2 separate regions of the Homo sapiens genome follow, and region 2 is linked to region 1. A link is an interaction called in ENCODE POLR2A ChIA-PET data of the cell type or tissue named here. Cell type or tissue: HepG2. All regions are shown on one strand. Links, peaks and the distances in the headings refer to the core of each region. The heading gives the core; the rest is flanking DNA. Region 1 overlaps CTDSPL (CTD small phosphatase like). Region 2 overlaps CTDSPL (CTD small phosphatase like).

Region 1 (16,491 bases), core at 38-8,037:
TGTCCTGGAGAATAAGCAAGAAAGCAAGGACATGGGAGGGAAGGGACTTGCGTATCAGGAAAAGAGCCCTGGGCCAGGAGGCAGGAGACTGGAATTTTCATTTTAATTCTTCCCATCGTATGACCTTTAACCAACCCCTTCCCTGGCGGAGCCTCAGTTTCTCCATCTAGACAATGAGGCAGCTGGACCAGCTGATTCCCAAGCTTTCTCCAGTTCTGACACCTTGCACTCAAGAACCAAAGACTACTGACATTGCTAAGAAAAGACATCCCGTTGTGGCTCAAGTACCAGGAAAGTCTCCTTCCTGGGATATCAGGCCAGATACGCTCCCTTTAAGACCTTGGACTTGACAAGGAAGATGGTTAGATCATCCCTGTGGAAAATCTGACAAAAGCCCCCCAGCTTCAACCTCTAAAGCTAGTTTTCCTACAACATTCCCAATTTGTTCATAAATGAAGTTATTTCCGGAAGAGCTTTATGCAGATAAGGAAAAAAAATCAGAAGCAACGAAGACGCATGCCAACTGACTACGGCATCTTTATTCATAGCAGCCTGCGGATCCGAAAACTCACACCCTTCCCCCTTTTTCTTTTGGGGTGGGTATTTGCTAAAGATTCTCTGGAGAAAACGATGCAGGAATGATAAGATCAGTCTGGAGCAGCTGGCATTGAAAATGGACACTTTTTCCCGAGAGTCCACCATAAGTGGGTGACTTGTGGCATTTTCCTGTTGCCTGCTAGGAGAGTAGCCGAAAGCAATTACACAAGGAAGTTAATTAGACCATCAAGCTAGGCCAGTGGGGGATACGGAAACTTCTGAAATTCAAATCAAAGAACTATTTGAACTTGCAACCGCATCTAATATTTACGACTATAGTTTCCTTATAATCTCAGTATAAAATAAATTCATTGGAGTGAAAAAAAGAAAAACATTGTATTTATTACAGTATGCTTCCTTTTGATTCCGTAATAAAGTTATTACTGAAATGAGAATTTAGAAATAAAGTTCATAGGAAATGTAAGTACTAAAAAATCTTAATTGAAACTCAAATTTAGCTTCAGTTTCTTACCTGATGTATAGTTCCATCGATTTCAACCGGAACAATAAAATCAGCATTACTAATAGGCTAGAGAAAAAAGAGACTATAATTAATATGTCTGAAGGAACAAAAAAACTCTGGAAATTTTAGCAAGAAAAAAGCCTGCCTAGACCAATGTTTTGGTTATTGGAAAAAACAGTTCAGGAGGAGGATGATGAAGCATGCCTTGGTTCCTTAAAATAAGCACAAGCAGGAAAGCACATTATTTTCCACTGTGAATGTCATTACATTTTCAGCATCTTGGTCCAATATCACCTGCCTGGCCTCAACCAAAAAGTGTGGCACTGCCTGGCTAGAGGATGGGGCTCCTGAAAACTCCAGCTCTTGCCCAGAGTCTTGCTGGGGTGATGGGGAATCACTGCTAGCCACCAGGGGGAGGAGCTGAGCATGTAATGGGCTCCGAGGACAGTGCTGCTTGAGGGAAAACTATTTGTACTTGGACCCACAACTGGCGGCTGCCCTGCGATGGGCTGCTCAGCAGGAGAAGATGGCCACACGGACTCAAAACAGTAACAAGGCCATGTGGGGGTAAAGTCAGAGGCCGCAGGCCACACCCTTGGGCAGGCTCTTCCTCTCCTTGGACCTCAGTTTCTCCTCTCTTCCTTAGCTATTGTGATGGGTCTGATGCATGCCCATGGCCCCAGTCCAGTACTGAGAATCAGTGATTTCAGGCCCTCCCAGGTAGCCTGGCACCAGCTCCTGCCTTGGGTGGGGGTACAGAGCCAGCCCACCCTATGCCTGCTCCGCTCCAAGGAACACAACATCCAGCACACCCACAAACTTCTGGATATTTTAAATAACTCTTTGACAATATTAATGACATTTAAAATTCAAATATGATTCTTCAGCAGTCATTACGTTCTCAATGATGAACTTACACACAGTTCTCAATGGAATTCCACAAATTAGGTACAAAACTACTTAAATGAACAGGCCCAACTGAATCATCAGCCTGCAAACCCCTGGACAAGAGAAGAGAGACAGAAGGAAGGAGAAGGTGTGTGTGGTGGCCTCTGGGCAGGGGTAGGGGTACAGCATCTGGTCAGACTCTGAACCGAAGTCTGCTTTTAAGCCCATCACAGTACACACAAACCCTCTTTGTTGATATATAAACTAAAAAACAAAAAACAAAAAACAAAACAAAAAAACATGGACAATGCTAGGTCATAGCACCGTTACTAAGCACTTAGCTTATGATCACTGTTTATTTACTCCCAGAGTTGGAAGGCCAAGGATGAGTTTAATATCATATAATTGCACAACTAAAATCAGAATCATGCTAAAAAACAAAAGGAAAGACTGAAGGAAGAGACTCTCCCAAGGCATTAGATTATGGAATCACATTCCACGGAGTATATTAAAAAGAGAAAAACCATTCCCCAGCTTACAGCAAGCACCACCCTTACTCTCCTCTCTCCTGCTGGTATAAAGGAGACTCTGCTACAGCTAGGGTTCTTCACTTGGGATCCATGAACCTATGCATTGTACAAATGTACATTTTCGAAGGGAAGAGGGTTCACAGCTTTCAGATTCTCAAAGGACTTTGAAATGCCCAGAACTTTAAAAACCATAAAGAATATTCTGGTTGCAAATGTAGGCAGGCCAGGGGAGGGAAGAAATGAGGAAACACCATTCACATTAGCTTGTGGCATCAATGCTCTCCGAGCAGGTGCTAGAGACACTGGGGGCTACCAGGGCCTTGCCTTTGGAGCCAGGAATCCTCAGTAACATCAGGTGATCTGGCCAGTGTTGCCTACACTCCCACAGTTGCTTGGGAGGGAGTTCTCTATGCTGTGATGGCAACCGACCCCTGCTCTGAAGGGCTTTCCTTCACAGAGACTTGGAAAAGTCCTGAGCAACTTGCCCATGGGGGAGAAATGGCTTCCAATGCTATCTAGGGTTAAGCTGGGACACAAAGTCACCATATCCCCTGGACCAACTATGGAAGGGGCTGGTCCTCAAGTGCTAGGGAATGAGGTGGTCCCTGCATGCCCCAGTAGCCAGAACAAGGCAATTTCTCACTGCTAGAGGTCAGTGTGGTCTCTTCTCCACTCTTCAAAGGACTCAAAGACAATTTTCTGGCTTTGTCCTACCAGAAAGGTCTCTGTTTAGTGAGAAGAACAAAGAAGGATGTTTCTGGTAGAAAGGTGTTTGGGCACATTTGACAGCTCTTCTGCTTCCTACAACTTGTAAGGAATGACTATGGTTCATGTGAGACACATGCCCCATCATGGATGGTGACCTTCATGTCTCTCAGTGAAGGGGAGTCCCAGGCTGGTGGGGGAAAGAGGAATGCAGTACAATGATAGAGCAGTCCCATTACCAGAAATAATCCAAGGAAAACAAGACCAGAATCCTAAATACCTGCTTCTTCTCCCCAAAACACCAATCTCCTATTTCCAAACTTTTCATCATTTGCCTCTTTTATACAATTTATTTCACGTCAAAAAAAAATGGTTAACTAACTCATTTCTTAACAGTGTCGCCACAGCTCTTCCTGCATGGAGGCCGTTTCTGCTGTTTTTCCAGCAGGAAGATGGAGATCAGGGAAGGTGACAGGAAGGAAGAGTGTCTGACCTCCACACCCTTCAGGAGGGAAGTCCTGAAGGTGGGTACTCATTTAGCTGTGAAGCTTGCAAAAAACCCCAGCCACTTCTTGTCATGAAGATGCTCAAATTAAATGGCTGAATCTGTTCAGATGCCCTGAAGTCTGGAAGTCTTCTTCAGAGTTGGACATCTTTCAAAAATCAATCTGGGAAAATCTCCATGATACCAGGTCATTTGACAGTTTCCAACAGAGACTCCCCTCCCCCTCCCAATAAAACACATAGCACTCTGGTCATCTTGACAAATATAAACAGTATCCTGGGGGCACTGAGTGCCTTGTGCCACCTGAAAAGTATTTCTGCAGCGGTTACAGCATTGGAAAATGCAAACCTCCTAAGAATGAGGTCCCAGTGATGTTGGTAGCTTAGTGTTTTCTTTCCAAACTAATTATGTTAATATTCAACTACTTTAGTTAATGTTCACCTGGGTTAATAAGCAGCTCCTGGGATTTCTACATGAAGAGTGAAGTCACACACTAACCACCATAAGCTTTCATCCTTTTTGTTTTCCCTTTTCCAATACAATTGTTATCAAATCACAAAGATCATGGATTTTTTTTTTATGTTGATTTACCTTAAACGAACTGTGCACCAATGTTTCATCTAAATCAATGACCACACATTTCTTTCCATAGTCAAGCACCGTCACCTCTGGAAGAAGGTACTTAGCTGGTGGCTAAAGGGGAAAAATAAATCAGTATTACATTTATGTAAAAGACAAACCAATCAGTATTGCATTATACTACTTTCAAACATTTAAATGCCTGGTCAAGCGTATAATGGGCTTTTATTAAGAACAATAGGAATAAGTAGTTTGCAACTAAAGTTTTATCAAATACGGTGCCACGATCTGAATGACTGCTATGAAGTCCTAGGCTTTGGAACCAGACAAACCTGGTTTCAATCATCAGCTCTGTCACTTTCTTGGTTGTAAATTGGGATAGTAATACCTACCATGAAAGGTTGTTGTTATCAGTTATAATGGCAATAAAATGCCCAGCATTTTGCCTCACACATATATTGGTGGCTACAGTTATTATTAAAATGGATTACACAAGAATGAGTATTTAATTATAATAGGTACTGTCACAATGGAGGTCTGTTTCGTGGGGTCATATTTTGCCTGAAATTCACTGTGGCACATAAGTAGATATTAGAGCTATGTTGGAACTACAGATTTTTTTTTTTTTTTTTTTTTTTTTTTTTTTTTTTTTAGTGACTGAGATTTTTAAAAAACTTGAAGACAAACTATAGGCCCACCAGCATAATGCAGTCCAGAGTTACCCCCAACACTAGGAAACAGAAATAAGACCAATCCAGGTACAGTGCCACCTTGTGCCACCGCACTGTGGTAGAATACTGAGCAAATGTGGTATTTTTACCCCTTGGATTCTCTGCCTCTGAAAGTTATACTTTAATCCACATGTTGTGTGTTGACCAAACAATCTATTTATGTGTCTTAGTAGCAGGTGACTCAAATCTCGTGATAAAGAAGTCATAAAGAGTTAATAAAATGCTGGGTATCTTCAGCCAACCATAAAATGCTAGGTATCTCTGGCCAACCTCACTCGATTTAGAGGATTTATTTCTTTAGGCCTTGCCTCATTCTAGAAATGATCTGAAGTATTTTAGTCTACTTTGTGGCATATTCAATATCCAGAGTTAACTAATTAATTTTCTGACCTGCAAAGAAGGTCAAACTCTCTTTAATATTTGATACAAAACAAAAGGAAATATCTATTCTGAGCCCCTGAAGAATGGACAATTTAGTTCATCAAATAAAACAAGAAAAAAATGAAATCAAGCTGTATTTCCTTTTACGTGGCTCTTTCCTCTTTTTATTTTTTTGGTTCAAACTGAAAGTCAGTGATCAAAAGTTAATTTTGAACTCTAGCTGGTTCAATAGTAAATGTAACACAGGCAGTCAACAGGTTAGGTAAATTTGCAAGTACAATGATCACCTTGGCAGACAGAGACTGTCCAGGGTTGCCCAGGAAGAGGCTACGTGTGGAGACATAAGCATTTCTAACTCCATGTTTCTTCCTTTCCAACGTCATCCAGAAGAAAGAGCCTTTATGGCCTCCCATCTCTTTCAGCTGGAAGCAATCCTCCCTAATCCTGCAGCACTGTGACGGGATGTGGGGATGTGCCTTGGAGACAGGCACGAAATTCGAGGATCTAGAAAGGACTCTGTCCTCCATTACAAACCAGTGAGTCAGCAGGTTATTTTTAAAAAATTAAATTTGCAAAAAGTTTTCTATCAAAAGGTGTTTTTAAAAAGGCAGAGTGTGATGAGCTAAGTGAACATAGTAGAGAGAATGTGGGTCATTTTTGTTGTCTGGGACAGAGCAGAAAGCATGCTTGTGACCAGAATAAAATTTGTTTGAATTTTTATTACACAACTATTTAATATAAAACACATTCTCATTGTAAAGATTATAGACCTATGAGAGTAAAACACAATCATTCTCTTTTCTATGTCTCCCTTTTGACATTAGTGTCTATCCAGTCCTTTTCCTATGCGTTTATAAACTACTAAAATGTTTTAACTTATTAATTTAATTGTTAGCCTGGAAAATAAGGATCTAGAAATTCTAACCCTAGCATCTCTGAAAACATCAAAGATCTGCCAAAAGTGGTTCATTTTCCAAACCCAAGAATAAAGATTACTTTCTTAGCACAGTTAACCCACACTTTACAAGCATTCTTTAACAGTAAGTAAAACCCCTCATGGTGCAATCTAAGAGAGAAAAGTTAACAGTAAGTAAAACCCCTCATGGTACGATCTAAGAGAGAAAAGATGGAGAAGGGTGAGACTCATATTAAGCAAGCAATTGATTTTAATTTGTGCTGCAGGGAACAAGGCCAAGTTGGGAGGCAACAGGCTAGGAGGTTCCATTAATCCTCTGCTGTTTCCTAAATGCACACAGCTTCCCTGAGAGCTTGGCTTTAGATTAATGCAAATTCTTCAGCCCATGGGTAAGAATTCTTTGGGACAGCTGCATCCTTGGAAATGTAAGGATGCTATATAATGACAATACACAGTGCTTTGTTACTTCAATTGATCTGTTCAGGTGATGCTTGAATCATTAACTAAGAAATGTCCTGCACCAAGTTTTCTCTGAAGTCTTCATAAAGCTGAAGAACAAGAGAAATACCAGTCACATCAAGAAAGGTCTTTCTTATACAAAATGACTTGCTCAAATGTACACAAAGAGCATTGCCGGGGGGTGGGTGGAGGAGGAAGGGACCACGGCTTGCCATCCACGGTTTGGGAATGGTATTCATTCCTGTTCCTTTCCTGGGAGTAAATCTGAAATTTCCTGTCCTTGGCAGAGAACTGGCAGCCATGAATAGTTAACACTAAGCTTATTTCCTCTTGGAGTGCCCATCCCACAAACTCTCATAAATCTTACAGATGTAGTACCTCTTCCTGGTACATTGGATTATTGTTTCCTTACTTAAGATTTCTCAGGCTTAAGGTCTGCACGCTGTGCTCCTCAAGCCCTCAGAGCTCCAGGTGGATGTCAGGGCCTAACGCAGGAGGGGAGCAAGAGGAACTCTAGACTGCTTTTAATTAGAATAGCTGTCCTGCTTGTATGTTCTTCATAATGTTTTCGTGGAAAGAAGTGTACTATTGCTGTATTAAAAGCCTTAGGCAAATAGCATAGAAACATAGCTGTTAGAAAACAAATCCTCTCCCCTTTCAGCATTTTTATGGCTCGGTTACACTGCCAGCCTCATGTTTGTGAGCATCTGTGTGCTGTGTAATTTAAGCAAAAGTATGGGATCGGTAGGACTCAGGACACAGCCTCAGTGGCGTTCCTCACTGGGGCCAAGGCATTCGAGTGCTCACCTCAATTCATGACCACCCATACTTCAGCAGTTTCAAACTTTCGTTCCCTCTGCATCTTTTCCTAATACTTCAATACCCGACGTTCACCAAACAGCCCATGAAGCTTCCCACTAAGGAAGGCCCTAAATCCTGGCTCATAGTTGGGAGATGAACGATACTAATGGTAAGGATAAAGATGTCATTTCCAATAGGCGTGCAAAACATGATTACTCAATAAATGGTGCTGGGACAACTGAGTAGCCACTTGGAAAAAAGGATAGCTTCCTACTTCATGCCTTACACCAACATACATTCCAAATGGATCAAAGATTTAAAGGTATAATGGTGAAACTATTAAAAACTATTAAAATACTAGAAGAAAATATAAAATCAAGGAGCATAAAGGATGATATTAATATTTACTTATATAAAACTAAAACTTCCTTGTGGCCAAAATAATTATAAACAAAAAAGGCCAAAAGATATATCATACATTTGGGGAAAAGTATTAATTTCCTTAAAATTTAAAACGACAAGCAACACAGCATAAAAAACTACAGGAAATGAATAGAGAAGAAGAAAGCCAATGAACTTGTGAAAAGCTGTTCAAACTCATTGATAAAGAAATGCAAATCAAAGTAATAAACTGATACCAATCTTTGTTTTGTTTTGTTTTGTTTGTGAGACAGGGTCTGGCTCTGTAGCCCAGGCTGGAGTGCAGTGGTGCCATCCTGGCTCACTGCAACCTCCGCCTCCCGGGTTCACGTGATTCTCCTGCCTCAGCCTCCCGAGTTAGCTGGGATTAAAGGCATGCACCACCACACCCAGCTAATTGTGTGTGTGTGTGTGTGTGTGTGTGTGTGTGTGTGTGTGTGTATATATATATATATATATATATATATATATTTTTTTTTTTTTTTTTTTTTTTTTTGAGACAGAGTTTTGCTCTTGTTGCCCAGGCTGGAGTGCAATGGCATGATCTCAGCACACCGCAACCTCCACCTCCCGGGTTCAAGTGATTCTCCTGCCTCAGCCTCCTGAGTAGCTGGGATTACTGGCATGTGCCACCATACCCGGCTAATTTTGTATTTTTAGTAGAAATGGGGTTTCTCCAAGTTGGTCAGGCTGGTCTTGAACTCCCGACCTCAGGTGATCTGCCCACCTCAGCCTCCCAAAATGCTGGGATTCCAGGCGTGAGCTACCACGCCCAGCCTAATTTTGTATTTTCAGTAGAGATGGGGTTTCTCCATGTTGGTCAGGCTGGTCTGGAACTCCTGATCTCAGGTGATCCGCCCACCTCGGCCTCAGTGGGATTACAGGTGTGAGCCACCGCACCCGGCCACCATGCCCAGTTAATTTTGTGTATATTTTATAGAGATGGGGTTTCACCATGTTGCCCAGGCTGGTCGCGAACTTCTGAGCTGAAGCCATCTGCCCTCCTCGGCCTCTCCAAGTGCTTGGGTTATAGGTGTGAGCCACTGCGCCTGGCCTGATACTATTCTTTATTTTCAGATTAGCAAAGATTGAAACATTTGATTATCATTTTCAGTAAGGGTATGAGGCACTCTCATAGATAATTCATGAGAATGTAAATTAGCATAAGCTTTTGGAGGATAATTTGGTTTTAATGTACCAATACTGTAAAATATATCCTTTGACCTAGCATTTCCACAAATAGAAACTGATCACAAAGAACTATCACACAAGTCCATAAGCACACAGAAAAGAGGATATTTTTAAGAGAAATATTTGTAATAGCACAGAAGTGGAAACAAAGTAAATGCCATCAATGAAATATAAAACAATGAGGCAGATATATACCTACTAATATTTGGAAAGATGTTCAAGGCATCTTGTTAGAAAGTAACAAGCAATTTGCAGAATGGTGAATACAACACAATTTCATTTATATAAATATGTTTGTGTTTGTCTGGAAAACTTCTGGAAGGATAAATGACATATATTAAAAAGTGGTACTGCCTAGAAGGCAGTAGGATTACATTGAGAGATATTTTCTCTTTGCTTTAATCTTTCAACTTCACGTACGTGTGTATGTATGTATTCCCACAGGTGTTAATCCCAAATCCGTCAATATTTAAAAATTAACCATGAGCTTGAATTACTGTTTAGTAAAAAATTAAAAGACCAAACCTACACATACAAACAGAGCAACATGCGAATGAAAAAAGAGGGGTGAGGTGACAGGCACAGATAGGGACCCCAGATGCAGCTGCTCTGGTCACCACAGGCTTAGAGGATTCTTTACCTTCAGGGCCTGAAGAAAGCTTTCAGGAGGTTGTGGGATCTGGTTTGGAGACTCAGCACAAGCCCAGATTTCTGCTCCTATGTATGGCACCCTAAGCTCTCAGGGCTCCCAGCACTCACCAGGTCCCCCTGAGGTCCAGAAAGGCCAGAACCACGCTGCTTATGCAACCTGGCGCCTTTTCAGGTAGGTGCAGATTTTGCAGGGGCTCCCAAGACTTGATTCCAGAGCTGAGCTGGCCCGGATGGACTGGGATCAGTCCTATATGCTAAGCAGTCAGTGGAAATCACACTGTGCTCACTAGTGGAAATGCTTTTCTGGAGGTCATCATTCAAAAGTGCAAGTTCCTTTAGCTTGGCTGTTTCTTTGGGCAAGATAGTTCATAGGTTCACATGGCCTGACCCAACATCTCACATGTAGGACACAGTCAGCAGTTTATTGATCTATCAGTAGGATCAATTACATAAGGAATTTTCTTCTTGTTTATCTTATTCCAGAATTCTATACATGGCTGAATCTACATTTGTGGGAAAAGGGTCCGTTTCTTCAGTGGGGTTTTTATACTGACAAGTGCTTTTGTTCTGCACTTAACTTTGCACGTGGCTGCCAATTAGCTTTAAGAAAAAACAGTAATAGTGATATTGAAGGTGGAAGGAGAGATGCTACCTGCCATCATTTAATGTAGGTACCTCTGCAGGAAAAAAATATGTCAAAAACTACTTTATATAAAGGTTAAAGAGTCTTCTGGTATTAACTCTGCTGAGCATCTTCCTCAAACTCTGGATAAAAAGTTGTGCTGCCAGGTCAATCTTTTTGATCAAAGCCAGTTTTCTCAACAAAACCCAACCCTCAGGCACATGGGCAAAGTCAGAATCACTACACAGACTCTTGCAACGCATTAGTCAATGAAGAGTTAGAGTTTTGAGAAAAATGAAATTACTGTAAACTTTTTGGGCAATTTGTAAGTGACATGTACTACCAAAGCCTTTGGAGTCAACCTGCACACGTGAAATCCATCTACTCCTTTCTATGTAAGATTGCTGTGTCTATTGTATGTTCCCAGAAAACATGTGAAAAACTCCAAGGAAAGAGAGATGAACACATTTGAATCAAGTAATCTGAATCTGATCATCTTTACAGACTAAAAAATTAATTTATAGACACATTTTGAAACCTAAATCCTTCTCTAAGGACATAAGACTATTTGAAAGGTCTTGTTTGATACAGGCATCTCAACTGTAAATTTCTTTTGGGAGTCGGTCTTCAGTTTACTTCTTACTGACTGGCCTCAGGCTGGGTGGCTCTGCTGGCAGAGCAGGAGGAAGAGAAGGGACAGCCAGGACAGCGGATGGCTGAGGGGTGGCTGGTGCAGGACGGTGCTGGGGTGGAACAAATTTCAGGGATGACAACAGAAGTGGGGGTGGCCTCAGGGAGCGCCCAGCTGGGGCAGAGTGGCAGCACAGCAGGCCTGTGGGATGGGTCCTGCAAGTCCCGAGAATATAGTTACAGTGACTTCTCTGATCTCGGAGCTACAGCCATGCTACCACTGATAAGTTAGAAACAGTCTGGTCACCTGGGACGTGGGCTTGGTGAGCCCAGTTCCACTGGGACTGAATCTGCTGCAAAGAACTGGGTCTGGGCAAAACAATGTTCCCGCCAATCTATGGAGTTGAGGCTAAGATAGTGGGGTGTGGGTGAGGCCTCTGAGCAACCTCAGCTTGTTCAGCTTGGAGGTCCTTCCCAGAGAGAAAGGAAAAATGAGAATTAGGTTAATGGAGCTGGCTGCCCTGCTGTTCCTGAGAAAGGAAACTGTCTCTGTACAGAACTTCCTGCTCACAGTTTAAAATGCAGCTTCAGTTTTCTTTTTAACAGAACAGAGCTGTTTATACCACATGATAAACTCACCATAAGCAATAACATTAAAAAAAATCCTTTATATAAGTAGGCCCAAAGCCACAAGATTTTATGACTGTTTTAATAAATAAAATTAGATAAATATACATACACTTGGTATGGGAATGACCTGCCTCTGGTCACCCTGAGGAAAAAGAAAAAAAAAATCATTGTCAGGTTCGAAGAGAAGATCATATTCTCAAAAGAAACTTCAAAGCCCTCTTGAGCACAGCAGCTGCATGATCTGCCATTCTCTGTACCTTGGTGGTGTTTAATCAACAGGAGGAACCTGAAAATTTTCCACAGTTAAGGCATGAGGCTCCTTCTGTCTCTCAGACACCTGCTCTCCCAACAAGCCAGGCTGGGCTCCTGAGACTCACAAACCATTTTGTGTATTTAAATAGCACCTCCCTTACTCCCAGGAATTCAATCCTTAATTAAAAAACAAAAATAAAAACTCATACTTTAATCCTTGGTTCCCTCTAAAAACTGTTTGTTTTTTCTTTTAAGCAAGTTTTTCCCTAAAAAGACTAAGTCAATATCATACGCAGGGAATGGAAGACATGTTCACCAGATTACAATGACCCCCTGGTCATTCCAGGAGCTCCCCAGGGGAAGACTGGGGAGAGGGGACAAGGCAAGGTACAAGAAGTTCCCTCCCAGGCAACAGACAAGGGGATAGCTTTCCTTTAAGGGAAACACAATCTGTATTCACAGGGAGTGTTAAGAAAACCTAGGCCCCAAGGAAAGGCCTCAAATATTCCTCAGCCCCAAATGCCAGCCATTCCAAACCTAATTGATGGAAACACTTCATTATAGCATTGTTAAGAAATGCTAATAAAAAAGTTTATTTCCACTGAGCATTTCCAGTTTCTGTTTCTTCTTTTTTAGATGGCCTAATAAGGCAATGCACTGCTTCATGCCTTGTACACTGAAGGATTTGTGAAAAGATGTGTCCATTTTTATTAAGAGGGTTACAGTGATAATGAGGTCTCACGTGAAGGGGCCAAACCTGATGGCTCGCAATGGCAGCTGCCTGGCACCTTTCTGAGCTCTGTTTTGACACTAAGAACTATTTAGCAACTTCTTGATTATCTCCAACCCCTAGTCATCACCTCTGCAGCATAAGAGCAAGTATCATTTCCTCTTGAGATGATCTCCACAGTTCCTTCCTTTTTCAGATTTCCGGCTTGTCTTAAGGATTTTAAGCTTCCTTCTGACATCACTCAAGGCAGAGCTATGCTGCTCTCCAACAGACAATGCAATCAAATAAATCAAAGTTTTCAAGAACTTGCACAGATAAATTCATTTCAGAAGCTCTTAAATAATATTATTCCTAATACAGGGACTCAAGAGTAGGTCACTGCCCCTACAGACATACTTGGCGGAGGACATACTTTTAAAAAAACTTTTATTTTAGGTTCAGGGGTACATGTGCAGGTTTGTTATATAGGTAAATCGCATGTCATGGGGGTTTAGTGCACAGATTATTTCATCACCCAGGTAATACGCACTGTACCCAAGAGATAGTCTTTTCATCCTCACCCTCCTTCTAACCTCCACCCTCAAGTAGGCCCCAGTGTCTGTTGTTCCCTTTGTTGTCCATGAGTATTCAGTGTTTAGCTCTCACTTATAAGTGAGAACGTGCGGTATTTGGTTTTCTGTTGCTGCATTAGTTTGCTTAGATTAATGGCCTCCAGCTCCAACCATGTTGCTGCAAATGACATGACTTCTTCTTTTTTACGGCTGCATAGTATTTGGTGGAGGAGATTTTAAGCAGAAGCTCACAGCCTATTTGGGTCTCCTTATTTTTATTTTATTTTACTTTACAGATGGGGTCTTGCTCTGTCACCCAGGTTGGAATGCAGTGGTGTGATCACGGCTCACTGCGGCCTCAAACTCCTGGCTCAAGCCATCCTCCTGCCTCAGCCTCCTGAGTAGCTGGGACTATAGGTGTGTGCTGCCATACCTGGCTGGGTCACTTCAGAGTAGGGTTTCTCAACCTCAGCACTAGTGACATTCTGGGCTGGATAACTCTGTCGTGAGGGATGTCCTATTTGTTGCAGGATGTTTAACAGCATCCCTGGCCTCTACTCACCAGATGCCAGCAGACACTCTCTCCCCGTCTAGTGACAATCAGTCTTCAGCTCTGCTCTAGTAGGAGAGTGCAGACAGCCCCTGCACACAGGTGCACCTTCAGAACACACTTTCGATGAGATGAGCATGTCAACGACGCGCAAGATCACAACAATGCAGCTGAAGGGCCTGAAAAAATGCCCACTATGAGCAAGCAAAGGTGCTGATCTAGAAGGATATTTGGGCTTGAAAATTACCCTAGAAGCTTACATGTATGTATGTGTGTGTATACAGCATGAGGTATGCATATATTTGTGAGTGTCCAGCAATCTGTTTTACGCTGTCCTTGCCCTTAAAGGTCCTCCATGGTCTTTGCCATTGGGGTGCTGACTCCTCCCAGCCCCTGGAGGCTTCTGGTCTGTAGGTCCAGGTTGTGGCTGTGATGGTGGCAATGGCTGCTAACCCAAGCCGCTGCTGCAGAAGCAGCTGGAAACTCAAAGGCTCCAAATCCTCATTTCTCCAGGTCAAAAGTAAATATGCAGGGTGGATGGAACCCTAGAGGTCATCTGTCCCATTCTGTCCATGGCCTTCCTTCTTCCTCTGGCATGCTGAATTCTGAGAGGCATAGATACTTAAGGACTCAGCAGTAGAAATGGGCCTGGAATCTGCTTCCACATCTAATAGGCCTGGGCTTTGTGTTCCAAATGTCCTGAGCAAGCAGGGTGCAAGAGGTAGAGGGTCCTCCTCTGGGAATTCGCTGCCCTACTCTGACAGGGCTCTTTCTTTGGCGTCTGGTCTCCCAGATTGACTAGTCAAGTGTTATGGAAATGACGTATCACCCCACTTTGGATTATTAAATTAACTCAAAGTTAACATAATTCTTTAAAAAGCCATCTTGACAAATGTTAATAGAAGGAAGTTCATGAATGAACAGTAACTCCAAGTGAGCTCAGCTCTGCTGGAGGAACTGCCTCTAAAGGCCTCTATTTCCTGATAGATACGGCTGAGTACTCCAGGAAAGCTTCCAGGGCTGCCATGCCATTTCCTCATATCATTTCATCTACAAAGATACCAAGCTGTCTTCCTTATTTTCTTTCTAAAAATGTCTCGGTTCTTTGACATTTTTTGTCCCAGAAGAACTTAAGCCTTTCTATCCAGAAACAGCACACACATTTCTCATAAACATGAGAAATCAAAATCTGTTATGATTTGAATCAACTTTGGTGGAGTCTTTTGGGTTTTCTATGTAAACAGTCATGTCATCTGCAAATAAGACTAACTTTGTATCTTTTCCATGTTTATACCAATTGTCTCATTTTCTTGGCTTATTCCATTAGCCAGAACCTACCATTGATTTTCCTGTGTTGGTTGCTGTTTATTTTTAGAAGATAGCTTTTTATCGTGTATAGTTTTCTTCTTTGGCAGCATTGTTGATTTTATATATAAAGATTTATGGGCTACTATACAGTTCATGTATTAGACCATTTGTCATAAAGTGCCCCTAATTATCCTGTTTAATGCTTCTGAATTTGAATTCTGCTTTATCTGATATTAACATTGCCACTCTTGCTTTCTGCTTGATCTGCCTTGTATATTTTGCCCATTTCTTTATTTTCTACCTTCCTTTATCTGTATATGTTATGTCAGAAACTGTCACCTACTGTAATTGTCATTAGCACTGTCCACCAAATAATTCCAGTTTTCTTTCTGAATATGTGGATTACATTTCCATTTCCCTTGAACTTAGATGCAGTCATGTGACTTACTTTAGCCAATAAAATGTAAGTTGAAATAAGGCATGTTTTTCTGAGTTTTCTGAGTGAAAACTTTAAGAGCCAATGTGATTTATCACATTTCCTTTGTTCTGCTGTGACAGTCATGGAAGCAAAGAGATGGGGCGTAGGCACGTGAATGAGGATAAGATGGTTATACTGTCCAGTATGGTAGCTACTAGTCACATGTGGCTACTAAGCACACAAAATGTGGCTGGTCCAAATTAAGATGTGCTGTAAGTATAAAATACACATCAGATTTTGAAGGATTAGTAAGATAAAAAGAATATAAATTGTCTCACTAATATTTTTTCTATTGATTACATATTGAGATAATATTTTGGATATAGTGATTAAATAAAATGTTATTAAAATTAATTTCACTTGTTTTAAAAATATTTTCATTAATGTGGCTACTGGAAAAAATTAAATGATACATGTGACTCGCATTATATTTCTGTTGGATAGTGCCACAGAACAAAAGGCTCAGCCTCAGCCAACCCATTATAAAGAAGTAGCATGAGTGAAAAATAGACTTTTATTGTTTAAACCTCTGAGGTTTTGAGGTTGTTACTGAAGCATAAACAAACCCATACTGACTAGTGTATCTACTTATGAGTCATTCCTCCCTTGTCCTGATTTTGTTGAGAGCAGGAATATGCTGGGCTAAATTCCTCCCCTGTTGCTATTGGATAGCCATGTGACAAATGGCTATACCCAATTGGTTTGACTAAGTCAACTGTATGCTATTTCCAAGAATATACCTGTCATCAGATAGAAATGATTTTGGCAGTAAGTAAAAGAAATCTGCCAGGCACTGTGTCAGGCCAATAAGACATAAGCAGAAGTCTCCTGGGTTTTTCTGTGAAAGCATTTACTTTCCATAAAAGGGACTGACATGGCCAGTGCCACCCCTTCCTATCTTCTTCCTTTAAATGTGGAAACAA
Region 2 (16,491 bases), core at 3,587-11,586, 60 kb after region 1:
CTAATCAAACTATCTAAGATCTCTGAGCCTCAGTTTCCTTATATGTGAAAGGAAAATTTTTGTGAAGATTAAATGGAATAATGCTTGTAATACACTTAGGACAGTATCTAGCACATAGCAATTATTTAATAAATGGAAGCCATTGCTGGCAATATACTAGAGCTTTGTTGGGCTATGATGATGAGAAGACAGGATGACAGAAACAGCAAACTAGACTTGTGAGGGTTTAACACATAGTGCTTAATGTGTGGCTGATGCTCAATAAATATTAATGGAATAGGCAAGTTACTAACTTGCCAGGCTCTCACAAAATCCTTAAGAGTCAAGGTCCGCTTGTTTATAGTGCCAAGTTCCCTTCAAAATAACTGGATTCCAGTGCATTTTTGCCCTTGTTATTACTGAAGACAGAACTCACTCCCACGTCCCCAGTACCGCATACCCCCCAACACACAGCTGGCCTCGGCTAGCATCACTTCCCTTCTTTCCCATCCTGAATACACAGGGGTGCCTCAGCCTCGTGTGGTCATCTTGTGCCTGGGTGGCTTGCAGCCTGCCTAACACCTAGTTTGTTTACTAAGCCTCTCCCTCACCCAGAGATTCCTTAATTCAAAATGGCCTATAAAGAAAAGATTTCAAAAGCAGCAAGAGGCTGGGTACTACAAATCCTGTTACTTCAGACCTTAACATTTCTGGCCTGTAAACACATGCCTGGAAGGTAGGAGTGGCCGGGGCTGAGTGCAGGAAAGAACCGGCCTCCCCTCCACTAGGGGGAAGCCATGCCACTCTTACTCACTCCTGGGTGGACCCCACTTGCGGGGCTGTGAAAGGAGGTTAGGTCCCCTCACTCCCTCCAAAGACAACATAAATCAGGATGCTTTTAGAGTCACAGATGAATATGCAGAACTGTAGTTAACTGAAGAGGTTTTCCTAATGACGGTTTTTGACTTCTAAGTGTATCAGGACCAGGCTGGAGTTCAGTGGTGCAAACTTGGCTCACAGCAACCTCTGCCTCCCAGGTTCAAGCAGTTCTCCTGCCTCAGCCTCCCGAGTAGCTGGGACTGCAGGCGCCCGCCACCACGCCCAGCTAATACATTTTTGTATTTTAGTAGAGACGAGCTTTCACCATGTTGCCCAGGTTGGTCTCAAACCCCCGAACTCAAGTGATCCACCCACCTTGGCCTCCCAAAGTGCTGGGATTATAGGCGTGAACCACCGCGCCTGGCTGTCCTCCTTCTCTCTTTAGCGAGGGTTACACCTGCCACCCAGGTGTGTAGACAACTTTCTGATTCTTCTGCCACTCGTCTTCTTGCCCTTCTCAGAAAGAGAATCTGAAATGGAAACCCACTAAAACGTTCAACCAGACAAACATTTTTCTCCAACAAAAATCCCTGTTATTTGCCAAAGGTTCATGTTGGGGGTTCAGTGGAATTAGAAATAGCTACTCTATAGCTAATTCAGATAAAGAAGCCTTCATTATTCCCTCACCCCTCAGCCTTCTCTGTGTAAGCTCCACGGCTCTGCTTCCCTCAAGGCTCTGAGCTCCCACATCTTGCAGGCCCTGCTCTTAATTTTCTCCCAGTTTTCGCAGAGTAACAAAAGGGAAGTCACCACTCTGCAGCCTTGACTCAGTTCTGAAGTTCCAAAGGCAATGAAAATTGTTACTTAAAGGTGTGAGCTTCTCTAGTTTGTAAAACCTGAAGAGTACTATCCTCTTAACTTAGAGCTCGGTCACCTTGACAAACCACCACTCTGTGGAAAAGCTAATGCAGCAGCCACTGTAATCCCATCTGGGGCTTGCCCTCTGCTTTGATTTCCTGAGTACAGCAATAAACCAAGTCAATCTTTTATGAGAACTGTTTTGAAGGAAGCAAGGGCATTAAGTGACTTAAATGACCGCATGTGCACACTCTACGGTCTGCATTTCTTTTTGTTTGTTTTTTGTAAGGTCTACCTTTCTGTTAGCACCCCTGAAATACAGGACAACATCCTCCAGCAAATCCATTTACAGTCATAAACCAGGGGCAGACGCCTGCCTTCCCACAGCAGGGGAAGCAGAAGCCTCAACCTTGGAACCACTAGAGCTTGGGAAGGGCTGTAACCCAGGGTCTTACCTCCCCCAGACAGCAGGGACCACATTCACATGTGGTGAGCTCACACCTCTCTCCATCACCCCATGGCACCCACCCTGTAGAATGGAGTAATTCAGACTCTATGTGTTTCCCTGGGACAAAGAGGCATTTATTTCAGTGGGAAGCAAACTTTTTTCATGAGAATACAGCCCTGAATTTTAGAATCAAAGCAGATAAAAAGAAAAGCTTGATTTTATAATATTTTATAGCTAACTTTTAAGAAATATATTTAAATATACACTCCATGCAGATTATTCATAAATACTGTCTACTTCTAATGAACTGAGAAATTTTACCAAATTACCTTTACCATGAATTCAACTGGAGTTTAGCAAGTAAAATATTCAGACTGGTTTTTTTTGTTTTTTGTTTTTTTGTTGTTGTTGTTCTGAGATAGAGTTTTGTTCTTGTTGCCCAGGCTGGAGTGCAATGGCGCCATCTTGGCTCACTGCAACCTCTGCCTCCCAGGTTCAAGTAATTCTCCTGCCTTGGCCTCCTGAGTAGCTGGGATTACAGGTGCCCACTACCATGCCCGGCTGATTTTTTGTATTATTATTAGAGACGAGGTTTCACAATGTTGGCCAGGCTGGTTTCGAACTCCTAACCTCAGGTGACCCACCCGCCTTGGCTTCTCAAAGTGCTGGGATTACAGGTGTAAGCCACTGCGCCAGGCCAAAATATTCAGACTTTATACTAACTATTATGTGGTTACTATGTGGCCTAGAACACTGCTAATACTTTACTCACATTACCTCACTGAATCCTTACAACAACCCTCTGAGGGAGGTACTATTATTCTCCTCATTTTACAGATGAGAAAATTGAAGCATAGAAGTTAAGTCACTTGCCTAAAGTCATATCGCTAAAAATGATGGAGCTGGGATTTGAATTCAGGCAGTCTGGCCCCAGTGATCATGTCCTAATCATTCTTCCTAGAATGTGAGAACAGGAATGTGTGATACCATTCACTTTGTGGGAAATAAATGTTTAATGTTTAATCAACACACCTTTACATTAGCATTAGTTCATGGGCACCACAATCCTGAATTACAAGCAATAGTGACTCGCTGTCTCCTCATTCCCTCCCCAAATGTGGGACTTGGCCTTATGGCCCAGAGCTCAAGGTCACACAGCCTCGTGATCACAGAGTCCATGGTGGAAAGGGCCAGAATTTCTTCCAGCAAAAGGATTAGAAAACCGAGGTTACCCATCCAGGACTATTTCTTTCCCTCCTGCTGTTGACTAAAGGAACATCACCACACTGGGAAAAACAGGAAGTTGGTTACCAGATATGCCAGAACAACAGCTCCACTGTTCAGAGCTACTAACAAGAAGCACAGTCACTGCCATGTCCCTGGGCCTCCTGCCTGGAAGGAAATGACCAGCTCCAGGGCAGTGCGGGGCAGGCCACAGGCAGTCTGGGGTGAGCCCTGAAGCCCATTTCTCTGAAATAGCCACTTGGCCACCCTGAAAGACCTGCTCAGCCCTAGGATCTGGGAAGAGCACCCAGGTTTATTGGGCATCTGCTATGCCAGTGTTTGTTCATGATCCCAGTCCCACAAATGAAGTTGGGTATCATTTCCATGGCAGAAATGAATTCGGCAAGGCTTGGAGAGCTTCAGTGATTTGCTCAGCCAGGACACCACAGGGGCAGGGACTGGAACCTGGCTTTGTCTACCTTCAAAGCCTTCAATTTGATGCATTTTTCATCATGCCATGCTGTGAAATTTCTTTCTTGAATTTAGCCAAAAGGGTATCTTCATTTTTATTTAGCCCAACAAAATAAAGAGAAAGACCAATTAATTGGTATCGGTTTATTTAAAGAAAAACACTTTATGTAAAATTTCGAATTCTAAAAGGGAAAACAAAATAGTTGTAGTAATTACGACAAAGACTAAATATCGATATTGAGTAAAGGCTACATATATACGGAAAAGAATAACCCAAGACCACTCCAACAGCAATATGAACAGAAATACCAATCTCTAACAAACTTGGACAATTTTCAACCTCACTATTAATCAAAGAAATGCAAAAATAAAAACAATGTACACTGGCTCTTAAATTGGCAATTAAGAACTTATAGAACACAATGCCGGTCCAAGAACACACTGCTAGTGGAAGTGTAAATTGTTACTATCCTTCTGGAAAGCAATTTAGTAATTTGCACCAAGAGTCATAGATGTGTTTGTACACTCCTTTACCCAGTAATTCAATTTCCTGTCTATCGTCAGGGATTAATTTAAAATATGAAGAAGCTATACATGCAGCATAGATACCTTCCTCTCTGCACTGCTTATAAGTGGCATAAGCAGAAAGCAGCCTAAATGTCATACAAAGAGGGAATGGCTAATAAATGTTGGTACATTTAGTCAATAAAATATTACCCAGCCATTAAAAATAATGATGACAGAGTCTACGTAGCAAAATGAAAAAATACAGTTAACTGCAACATTAGGAAAGAATAATTGAGATAAAGATATTAAAATGTTATAGAGGGTATATCAATCAAAATACTGTATGCAGTCTCTTCTTACAGGCTTAACATGCATTTGCCATACCTTCCACTTTCTATTAGGAGATTTTTTAAAAACAGAAACACATTTGGAATACTCTTGCCTGCTGTGATGGACATTCGCCCACTTGGCGGGGGCTACCAGGTGGTGAGTTTCCAAAAGTGAGCCTGAAGGGCGGCTCACAGCATCCCTTCTTTCATGTGGTTTCTAGGCAGCGTTTGTGCTGTGTTTCTGTTCTGACCCTACAAAGGGTACTTTTGTTCCATTAACCACTTGTGGTTTAGCTGCTACACTGAGGGTTATGGGGAAGCCCATGCAAACTGAACTGTAGAAGCTTTCAGACTTCTTAAAAACAAAACCCTGCAGACTTTCTGTTTGTTTTGCATCTCAGGAGCATAGGGTCGCATTTACCATGTGTGATAGTTCCTGGCACACCACTAGCCGTATCTAGGCAAATGCGCTGTATGTATACATGCTTTTTTATTTCCCTTTATCCTCACAGCCCACCTCCACTCCCCTCAACCCACAGGCAAACTTTCTAACATGCTTAAAGTATATCTTTGTGTTTACAGGAGTGCTAGAAAAATGTGCATTGTACTTTTCTGAGCACTTATTTTTAACTTATAGAAATATTAGTCTGTGCATCTCATTCTTATTTTTTCCACTAAGCTCTACGTTCTTAACATTCCCCCACACTGATACACGTACAGTTCCTAACTGCTGTGTGATAAATACACTGTGGTACACCCCCACCCAGGGCATTTAATGCTCTGTCCTCTCCCAGCCTGTCACTCTTTCATCCTTTCTCCTTCACCTCCTCCACTCATCCTGCACATGTGCTCTATATGCATATGGGTGAACAATATCAACAGTGTCAAATGAACAAGACTCAAGTTCTTTAAGTCTCTTAATTTTTTCCTTAGAGAGAAAATTGCACTTGACATTTGTAGTTTTCAAGAATGTATTTTTCATGTATTTCAAGAAGTCTCTGTGATAACTTTAATAATTAAGAATGTATAGGTTTAAAAATGCCCTTAATTTCCTTCATTCTCCTCCCTTAGACCTATTTTGAAGCAGCTGCTTTTAGAAGGCCATAAATGGCCACCTAAGACCCTCAAGGTCAGAATCTAAATTCCAGAGATGTCAGAAGGCGGCTGCTGCAGTTTGATGGCATGATTTTGTAATTTGGTATCACTTAGGTCATGCTTTGATCCTAAAATTGACACTCGAAGAGCCATATATGTCTCAGCAAGTGCACATACCAGGAAAGAACAAAAGGAAGTGGGGGTTTTTGGCAGGGACAGGAGCAGGGGTAATGTCCCTACTGGGCTCTGTGCCCTAGCTGTGACCCCTACCACAATAAAAGCTGTTTATGACTGTAACTCTCTTTAGTCCTGCATTTTACATTCAACAAAGCAGTTTGAACACAGACGCCTTCGTTTGTACCTCATAACCACTGTGTGTGGGCCAGAGTGGGTATTCTCAGCTTTGGTTTAGGAGGGAAGGAAAGGCTCAGAGGGCGAAGTGACTTTCTTAGTCACAAAGGCAGAAAGGAGTGGCAGTGACAGTCCAGCCTCAGTTGGTGGGATTGTCCCTTACCCTCTCCCCACTACTAGAGTGGGCAGCACAGCAGCACACTTTACACTCTTTGGGAATCAGGTTCCTAACAGTCTGTGTCTACCAGGGCATCAGTGGCTCTTGTCCTAAGGGACTCTGTGCCCTGGAGATCATACTGCTACCAGTTCCTCCTTCCCATGACCTTGGGGAACCATTCAGGGAGGCACCAGTGAAAAACAGGAGCTCCAAAGGGCTGGCTCCTCCCTGCTTGTGGTCATCTTTTTTCAGAGCTGGAAAAGATCTTAGGAACTTTATCCAGCAGGGTTCTGGCAGGAAACAGATGGCACTCTCAAAATGAGTAATCTGAGGAGACTTTAATAAGGGAAGCATTTATAGAACGGACCGAAGTGCAGTGGTCTGGGACCAGTAACAGTCGCACATTTACATGCCTAGGCCCAAAAGGGTGAGGAAGGAGAGGCTGCTGGACCCCTGAGACAGAGCGCCCTGTGGAGAAGGCTGCCTGCCAGGAGCCCAGACCTTTGGTGATGCCACAGGGTGGAGCCAGGAGAAATCAATACTTCCTCCGATCTCCTGTTAGTGCTCCCCACTGGGCAAAGCACACAATAGGGGCCAGGAAGCAAAGAAGCCCATTCATAGAGTCCCCACTGGTCGGCTTCCAGGGCACAGGGTAGGACAGAGAGTAGATGTGGAGGGCAAACAGAAAACATCCGGCACAAGAACTAACTAACCCAACCCTCCTGACTTGAAAGGTACTGCGCCTCTGCAGGGGAAAGGCCTGGCCCAGAAAAATCAATGGGCGATTTGCAGAGCTGAGCTGAGAACTCAATCCCTGGGTGCCAGTCCATACTCTTCTCTCCTCTTCATTGGATTTGAGAGTATCTTCTCCTATAAGCATGACTAAAACCTGGAAAAATATCAGGCTTTCAAATCAGCTGGAATTTGTTTATTTCTCTTTTATAAATGGTGTATTCCAAAGCTACTTCTCCATGGTACAGTTCCCAAAGCCTATGTTGTTCAGACCTGTGTGTTACACCTTGGACATGGGAGCCAAGGTTCTCACAATCTAAAGAAACCACAACTCAGAATAAAACACCTTGCAGCAGGTATAGGTATGCAAACACAAGTAGGTCTGGAGAACATGTCTGCACTTCTGCAGTGCCCAGCTGTGGCACAAGGAGGGAGGGGGGGAAGGAAGCCTAGCTCAGGCAGTCAGGCCCCTGGCCTTTGTGAACTGACAGAGTATTCTCCCAGCCTACTTACATACAGAAATAGCTGTGCATTGACCCACGAGTTGCCCAGGCCTGGAAAAAAACTCCAGGATATTTTAAAAATCACATGTTCTTCCAAGTCTTTTAAAACTTGACTGGAGAACTGGCTGGCTAAAAAAAGAATGAATCATTGAGATCCTTTTTGTAGGCATTATCTGAGACAAATTCAAAATCAAAGATCAAAACGTTATTTGACTCTTAATTTCCTTTATATATTCTATAAACCTTGCCCCCTTTATGAAGTAAGGCAGGCTTCCCAATTCTTTGGATAACAGGCTTGTATCAGGGAAACTGTGAAAACACTACCAATGATTAATCTTATGTAGATATTAGCATGATAGCTCTGTAACTACAAAATTAAAAACACTAGAGCATTTTTGCTCAGCTTTTTACTTTTTATATTCATTCATTCCATCTTTAAATGTTTTCTGAGTCCCCGTGTTTGAAGCTGTGGGCAGTACAAAGTGTAACAAGACTCGGAGAGGCAGCGGGGGGTCAAATCACAAAGGAAGGTTCTCCCACCTTCTGTTTCTTGTAGGCAGTGAGGAGGCACTGAAGGCTTCCAGAGGAGTGATTAGACTGAGTCATGTTTTGGCTAGTTACTTGGAAAGATGGACAGGGTGATGATGAGGAGACCTAGAGGCAGGAAATCCAGTTAGGAGGCTGCTGTAATATTGCATTTAAGAGGCAAGGATGGGCAGCAAAATGACTTTCCCAGATCAGAGAAGGAAGTAGCAGAGATTTGGATCAGGTCTGTCTGATGCAACAGGGAGATATATCCTGGCCATGTGGGAAGAAAGGGACTCCTGGCCACTCATACGTTTTCTCTATAAAAAGGGGGCTGAGCAGAGAGCCACAGGCTGAACACCAAGGCTCTGGTGAGCTATGCCATTCCCAGGGTCTAGTCTCAGTCTGGCACTCACAGATACTGATCTTTGGGAGCCCGGGGTGGGCTAGTTCTCTAGCCAGGGAGTAGGAAGGGGACCTCTTGCCCTTGACAGGTGCCCCCATTTATCATCCAATGGGTCACCACCTCCTGGTGAGCCAGTTCTCCCTTGTACAGCTCTTCACACTGTGAAGTTCTTTCTCATCTCAGGTGAGATCAGTACCCTAGGGTCTTCCATCCACTGGGCGGGTCCTTTCCTCAATGCCTGATAGAGTGCCCCACTCCTCCTTCTCCTGGATGCCTAAGAAGGGGCCAAGTGCAGACCCTTCCTCAAAGGGAACTGGTGCTAAATAGCCAAGAAAAGAACCCTAACCAGCTTGGCTCTTCTCAGCAATCTGGCTTGCTTCTCTGCTTCAGGTGCAAATGTCACATAATTAAGTTCAAAGTTTCAGTGAAAGGCTGCTCTGTTCTGCTGGCAGTCTGACAGGCAGCCAGCCCACAGAGCCAACTTTATCCTATAGAATTCTTCATGTTACGATTTACTATCCTGCCTTCCAGCCTTGGACAGGTTGAAGGAGAAGTCCTGAAGCCACAAGAGTGTGCAGCAGGGATCCTGTGAGGAGGGGAGTGCCATCTTGGTTATTTTCTGCTTACACTGTAATAGCCACTGCATGAACTGCTTGAATAAGTCAGTAACCTGGTGGCAGCGGCAGTAAAGGCTGGCCTGGTGACCTGGTACCAGCCAGAAGCAACTGCACATGGACTTGGCAGGAACCCTGTCCTGACAGTGGTAGTCGCTTGACCCATTGTAGCTTCTCTGGGGAAGAGTAGAAATGCAAGGTGGACAAGAAGAGGGACTCCTGGGCTTTTGTCCCCAAGAAGCTCTGAGCTTGTGCCTGTTACTATGAAGTCACCTCACAGCTCAAATTGAGAGGAGTCTGGCAGGGGTGTGGCAGGTGCGGTACATCCTTTGCTGACTGTCTGCCTGGACATGTTTGTGATAACCCTTGTGATAGCAAGGACATCCTTGTTTGACCCTAAGGTCCCAAGAATTACACAATAACCTAAAGCCACTACTGAGGAGACAGAAGACCCTTATTCATCAGTCCTGCTCAGGTCCTGGTCAATGAACATAAGTTCACACATCCTGTGTTACCAGAATCTCTCCCACCCCCTGCCCCAGCTTCCAAAATCAGCCTCATACCTCAGGGTTCAAAGCTGTTTTGCTGCAGCAGCAGCTGTAATAACAGCAACAAGAAGGCCTCTCAAATGGATCGCTGTTTCAAAGTATGTGCATACATATTCCCTCATTTGTCCTGACAACTGTCCTTCACCTCTTACTAGCTAGGAATGAGAGGTGTAGCTAACAGCAGCCTCCTTTTCTAACAACAAAGTCTGCCTCAGGAATTCCAGCAATCGGACCGGCTGCCCCTTCCCAAGTCCTCTCCTCCATCTTTTCATAGAACGCATACTCTCCACTGTGCCCTTACCCTTGGCTTAGTATACCAGTAGGCCAAGGCCTGTGCTTGGCTCTCTAGCTGCCAGATAATGAGAAGCCCACCACCATCTCAAAGAGCCTCAAACAGTCTCAAACAACTGAAGCCCACCTGGGACCAGCACCACCATGTTATTCAACTTCAGAACGGTGTTTCTTGGAGCACAGCTCACATACCTTTCACTGTAGATGTTGCCCCCTAGAGTTGTGCAATACTGTGCATCTGAAACTCTCTGAGTAACGTATTGGAGAGGATGTGGGATCCAGTGAGCACTTGCCACAGCCACAGGCCTGTGTTGAGGAAAGCAGCCACAATGTGTCCTGTAGTTAACGGGTGACCGGTGACCCCTGGGGCAGGCTGGTGTAAGACTCTGTCTAACTGCAGTGTTGTTCAGTGGGAGGCCACTGACCCACCCAAGATGTTGCCTCCTTGTGGGGGGTTTGAATGTGAGATGCAGCAGAAGCAGCAGAGACAGCAGTTGGGGTGAGAATACAGACAGAGAAGGAGAAACAAGAGGAAGAAGCGGGCAAAGAGATTAGCTTTCCACATCTGGAGGAATCCCTAGGGAGGGGAGCCATGGATGCCCAATTCTAAAATGATGGCATGATGGGAGGTACCTAGGAAGACTCCTGGCACATCCTGAACAATGAGGTGCCCACAGGCCTGCTGGGAAGTACAGAGACCCATGGAAAACGGACTATTTGTTGCTGTGACCCATACCAAGTTTCCCTATGTCCTTAGAGATCTTCACAAGGAGCTCCCATCCCCTGGGGCAAACTAGGTAACCTCTTGCAGGTTGAAAGAGCCTGACTAGAATAGGGAGATATTATTACCAGAGGAAACTGAGCTTCAAAGAAATGCAATGACTTGCTGGCATAGACACTGATGGCCACTGACCCATCAAACACGCACTCTTCTCCCTTCCTAATAGAACTCTGATTCCTTAGGGATGGCAATGTGCCCACCTAAAGCTTTTCCCTGGCTTACAGATAGGTGACGATGAGACATAGTCCTGGCCTGACATATAAGCTGAGAGTTTCAAGAACAGCATTTGCTCTTCTGAAATAGGAATTGCTCCTTCCTCCTTCTCTACTTTTTCCTCCTGCTTGGACCCCTCAGAGGAGAGGCCTCAGAATGCAGCAGCCATCTCGCAACCACGAAGATGAAAGCCACATACCAAGGATAGTATAGGCAGGAAGATAAGAGATGAGTCCCTGATGTCACCATATCAGCCTGGACTGATTCCATCCAGAATTCTCACTATGTCAGAAAGATAACTACCTACATATTTAAGCTACTTGTGGTTGGGTTTTCTGATTTTTGTGTAGCTCAATACCTTTCTGGTTGCATACACCTGCCTAAGTCACAGAGTTGCTGGTAAATGGCAGAGCTGCAGATCTAACCAAGGTCTGTTCAACTCTAGAGCCTTCTCTGCATATTTCCATTGGATGGTACCACCTCCTGCTCTCAAAGCAAGAGGTCTGCAAAGTAACAAGATGCTGCAGGTAAAGCACATGACATATCATAGTAAATGCACAATAAATATGAGCCATTGTTATTTAGGTCAAGTATTACTATTATTAGGTCTAAGCCACTAATTGCTCATCTGTTTTAGTGCCTTAGACAATAGAGAAAATTTGGGAACTCACAAAGAGGTGTCTCTGTTTCTGAGGAAGGGAGAATGAGGAAGGGCTAGGTTTTTTGGTTTATGGAGTGACTGGGAGCAGAGGGGTTGTGTAATGAGATGGACTACCATTCCCAGAGAGCTGCCTGTCCCCCTGGGAAGAACAGCACAGACACAGAGGCCAGAGTGAACCCTGGCATGATCAGTGGATCTGAGTTCTCCCTTCCTGTTCTTGACCTGGACCCAGGTCCCTTTGGAGCATACACAGAAAGGCAGAGGCCCTGAGATGGGGGCTGAGCAGGTCCAGCTGGGAGCATCAGGCACTCTGGCAAACTCACACATTTCTCTTCCTGCCCAGACTACTAATGATTACTAATATTCTGTAGTCATTAAATATGATGTTCTCAGGCTGTACGTGGTGGCTCACACCTGTAATCCCAGCACTTTGGGAGGCTGAGGCAGGCAGATCACCTGAGGTCAGGAGTTTGAGACCAGCCTGGCCAACATGGTGAAACCCCGTCTCTACTATAAATACAAAAATTAGCCGGCGTGGTGATATGTGCCTGTAATCCTGGCTACTAGAGAGACTGAGGCAGGAGAATTGCTTGAATTGGGAGACGGAGGTTGCAGTAAGCCGAGATTGTGCCACTGCACTCCAGCCTGGGCAACAGAGCGAGACTTCGTCTAAAAAAATAATAATAATAATAAAAATAAGTATTATGTTCTCTAAGGACTTTTAATGACATGTAAAAATTCTCATGGTACCTTAAAAAACAGCTGGCATATTAAGCTATATATGTGAGATAGGTTCCATGGTCTCCTCATGATATTTATCCATATACATATATAAGAAATTAAAAGGCAAGAAAGCTCTTAAAAAGCCAATGATGGTTAACAATATTATGGATGACTTATCTTTATCGTTTTCTATATTTCATAAGATTTCTACAGTTCCTTTAATAACCATAAGTCCTTATAAATAAGTTTTTCAAACAATATCACAACCTGTCACACTTTCCCTTTCTTTCTTCAAATCTTTGTATCAATAGAAGCCAAACATTTTCTTCACTGTCAAAATGTGACCCTTACTAACTCCTATAAATATTATCCTAAAACTTGAAAGCTGATTTGAAGAATTGCTAGTTCTAGTTGTGAATAATGTCAGTTCAGGGGTTGTATACATGTTTCGTATTAGATATTCCCTCAGCCTAATTCTATTGCCTTATGTCCGGCCAAACAATTTTCACAATTTGAGTAGATGTGTAACATCCTCAGCTACACTATCTCCAGCTCCATTCCCTCCCCGCTCACACTCAAGCCTTCCTCTCAAGAATGGTGACGATGACATGAACTTCCTTCCTTGGTTCTAACCCAAGGTGTAATTCAGTGATAAAGCTCAAAGGCAACAAAAATTCTCATTTTCATGGGAGGCAATATTTCATTGTGATTAAAGGCCCCAGGCAAGTTGTTTAACCTCTCAGAGTCTCAGTCTTCTCACAGGGAAAATGGAATGACATGACCTACTTCATGGTCTCCCCACTGATCCAAGCTTTTAACAAGTATAATCTTGTAGGTACCATTATTATCTCCATTTTACAGATGAGGAAACTGAGACCCAGAGAAGTTAACTAATTCATCTAAGGTTATTTAGAGATAAGCAGCAAAGCTAAGGAGTTCAAAAAGTATAATTACAGAGCCCATTCTTTTAACAACTACACCTACTTTGCAATACTCCATTGCAACTGCCTACATAGCCTGTGAATGCAATTGAAGAGTCTTTGGGACTCAAGGCTCCCTCTGAGTCCTTGCTTTTTTGAGAGCATCTGCAATGTCCTGGCCTCCTCACTTTCTTCTCTGCTATCTTCTCTGATCCTCATGCCTTCAGTTTGAGCGTGTCTTCTGACTTTCTAAGCTCAGAATTCTCACTTGCCACCACATCATCAGTCTCTCAGTTTCTCAACGCCAAACTCTAGAGGAAGCAGCCTGATTGGCTCCTGTTTTTTGCCTCTGCCCACAGGATGGTCGTAATTCAGGCTATGAGTTGGCAGCTCCTGCACATGGGGCTTTCCTTGAACCAGACCCTTGTGGTGGGTAAGAGTGGTTATGTGCTACAGACTGCAGCATGGCCCCTTGGCCCACAGGAATAGATTTCCTATGATCTCTGGCTTTAGGATGGGCTAGTTACTGAAGGCATGAAAAGTCACTTTACAATTTAAAAGATGGCATTCCTCAGGAATGTTTAGTCTCTCTCCCTAGGTGAGCTCCTCCATTCCCATGAGTTTAAATATCATCTATATGCTTGTAGGTCTCAAGTTTACATCTCCAGCCAAGACTGCTCTTCTGGGTTCCAGCCCAGGGTATCACTGCCTACTTAGCACTTCTCCCTGGAAGTCCCACAGACATTGCAAACTCTATTTTTCCAAAACAGAAGGGCTGGTATGGCTCTCCATATATGACCTGATCCTGCTTACTTTTCCAAGTTTATCTCAAGTTTCTTTCCTCCTCATTCACTCACTGGGATCCTGTTGACTCCTGGATCATGCCAAGCATTTTCCTGTTGCAGGGCTTTGGCACCTGCTGTTTTCTTTGCCTAGAATGCTCCTTAATGGTATCTCTCCCCATAAGATATGAGGCTTCTCTGACCACACATAAAACTAGGCCCACCCTGATATTTTCTATCACAGTTCTCTATTTATAGCTTTCCTAGACCTACATAATCTGTAATTAATTAATTTTTTGGTTCACTTGTGATTGCCTGCCCTCCTCACTACATAGTAAAGCATATGAGGGCAAGAACTCTGTTGTATATCATTGTTGTATGTTACTTGGCACATTAGCAGGTCCTCAGTAAATATCTGCTGAGTGACCAAATAGAATGTGAGTCAAGCAAGCAACAAAAAACATTTTATAAATGGAATACATGAGATCATGTGTGTAAAGCTCTTGGCACGGGGCTCGTAGTAAGCACTCAATAGATGGCACTAGTAATATTATTATTACTATTGCTAGGTTAAACCATGTGATATTGCTAATATTTGAACTCTCTTTACCTGCAAAACAGCAACTTAACGTGGTCCAACCTAATATTGCTATTATTTGGACATGATATGTGGCTTTTAAACATGCTGTCTGCTAACAGCCAGAAAGCATACATTTCAGTACAGTATTCTTAAAATGGAAGAAAGTCTCTGATGCAGCACTCTTCATTTTCCAGCTAACACGAAGAAGTACCTTTCTCCTCTCACTGGGGCCTGGGCCTAGGGGTACATCCTTACCTCTTTGAAGCAGCTCTGATCTGAGATCTTTCATTCTGGGGTTCCCTGACAGAAGACCTTCTTTGTAAAACACCCTGGTGCTTCTGAAATTACTCTGGACTCATTCCGGCAATAAATGTGAATATTGACCATCTTTGCCCAGTTCTCAGATGACAAATATACGAGGCACTTGAAGAGTTGTGGCTTTGTGTTCAAATGCTTTTTATGAGGTCAGGGCATGGTTTCTCCCTAATAAGATGAAAAGTGAATAAAAGATAAACACATTTTCTCTATGACAGAGCTCTCTAGTGTATAACCGGCACTCCAAAAATAATCACACTTGGATTTCCGGAACTAAGTCTAAGCCAGTTATCACACACAACGGCAATGGCAAACTTACTAATGGCAGTGCTCTGTGCTACTTTTCTTTCTGTTTTTCTCACAAAAAGTTTGCATTCCCATATCGTACAACTTTTTCAGCTTATCAGTCCTTTCTCACTTCTGATGCTTGACCCTAGTGGTCTGAAAATAACAATTTTCCAGCATCCTGCCTTCACTCTTCACACAAGCAGATGTCCATCTAGGCCTGGATGTTTAGAGATGAAAAGTTAACTTTTCACCGCTCACCCAATGGTTCAATACATTGTTTGGGATTTTTATTTCTGAGACAAAGATTAACACACTTACTACATCAGAGATAATAGAAAGATGGCTAAAAACTCATACAGTAAGAGATTTTCTTTTCAAGAAATGAAATTATACTGTCCCATAAAATTTTAACATCCTACTTGCATTTGGAAATTAGCAGAATGACGTAAGCATTCTGTGAAGAGTATCATTTTAAATTGGGAAAAAAATCAATAAGTAAAATAAATTGGGATTATCCAGACTTACCTGCGACATGTGCAGAACTACTAGGTCTTCATGAGAAACTTGGTAAGCTTCCCCCTATAGCCCCCATCTAGCTTAACAGCACAGTCATTTTTTTCATAACGTGAAAGTTCAATAGCTTAAAATGTTACAGCTGTGAAAAACAACATCACCACACAGCAACAGCTCATGAGTTCTGACACTCTGAATATCGAATCTGTATTACTGTATATCTTACAGTACAATCCAGACTTTATGAAGAAGAGTTGGCTAACAGAGCAAAATAATACTGCAAGAGGAAATATTTAATCTGTGCAAGAAACAACTCTTTCAAGCAGCCATCAGATCATAGAATGCTGAGCTGAAAGAACTGTGGAGAGCCTCTAGTCTAACTCCTTCAAATTAAAGTGCCAGCCTGGGCCCTCTACCAAGAGGATGTGTCTGAAATAAAGCCTCACAGTGAAGGGGAGAGGAGGCTGAGGGGGCAGGGTCCCACCTGAAAGTCCTGCATTTCTAAGTATCACACGAATAACTGAATGTTGGCCAGGCATGGTGACTCACGCCTGTAATCCCAACACTTGGGGAGGTCGAGGTGGGAGGATTGCTTGAGCCCAGGAGTTCAAGACCAGCCTGGGAAACAAAGTGAGGCTCTGCCTCTACAGGAAATTTTAAAATTAGCTAGGTGTGGTGGTATGTGACTGTAGTTCCAGCTACTCAGGGGGTGCTGAGGTGGGAAGAACCCTTGAGCCCGGGAGGTCAAAGTTACAGTAAGCTGTGATCACACCACTGCACTCCAGCCTGGGCAACAAAGCAAGACTCTGTCTCAAAAACAATTAAAAATAACAAAATAACACAATGTTAAAGCATTCA

The links. ChIA-PET counts read pairs that join two places held together with the same protein. Peaks named below come from ENCODE experiments on the same cell type or tissue, not always from the same donor. Only the 100,000 strongest peaks of a DNase experiment are listed, where the experiment ranks them.
Region 2: POLR2A ChIA-PET joins it to region 1 with 17 read pairs; 2 of 35 experiments call an interaction of 5 or more read pairs at or near these places.

The regions. Positions count from the first base shown.
Region 1 is chr3:37,952,461-37,968,951 of GRCh38, reverse strand. CTDSPL (CTD small phosphatase like) reads right to left here. Exons shown (of 8, transcript NM_001008392.2): 3 at 11,809-11,841; 4 at 4,280-4,381; 5 at 1,070-1,126. Among named protein-coding and RNA genes, the nearest start is that of MIR26A1, 8.7 kb to the left of the region's middle. RefSeq lists an enhancer at 6,476-7,087. In HepG2, for the core only: a CTCF peak has its summit at 1,466 (motif pointing right); DNase peaks (open chromatin) are centred at 1,481 and 4,091.
Region 2 is chr3:37,896,510-37,913,000 of GRCh38, reverse strand. All of the region lies in intron 1 of CTDSPL (CTD small phosphatase like), which reads right to left. Among named protein-coding and RNA genes, the nearest start is that of CTDSPL, 43 kb to the right of the region's middle. RefSeq lists enhancers at 6,208-6,257, 8,666-9,392 and a silencer at 6,709-7,003. In HepG2, for the core only: no CTCF peak of the experiment used is centred there; DNase peaks (open chromatin) are centred at 4,920, 5,850, 6,880, 9,530 and 1 weaker place.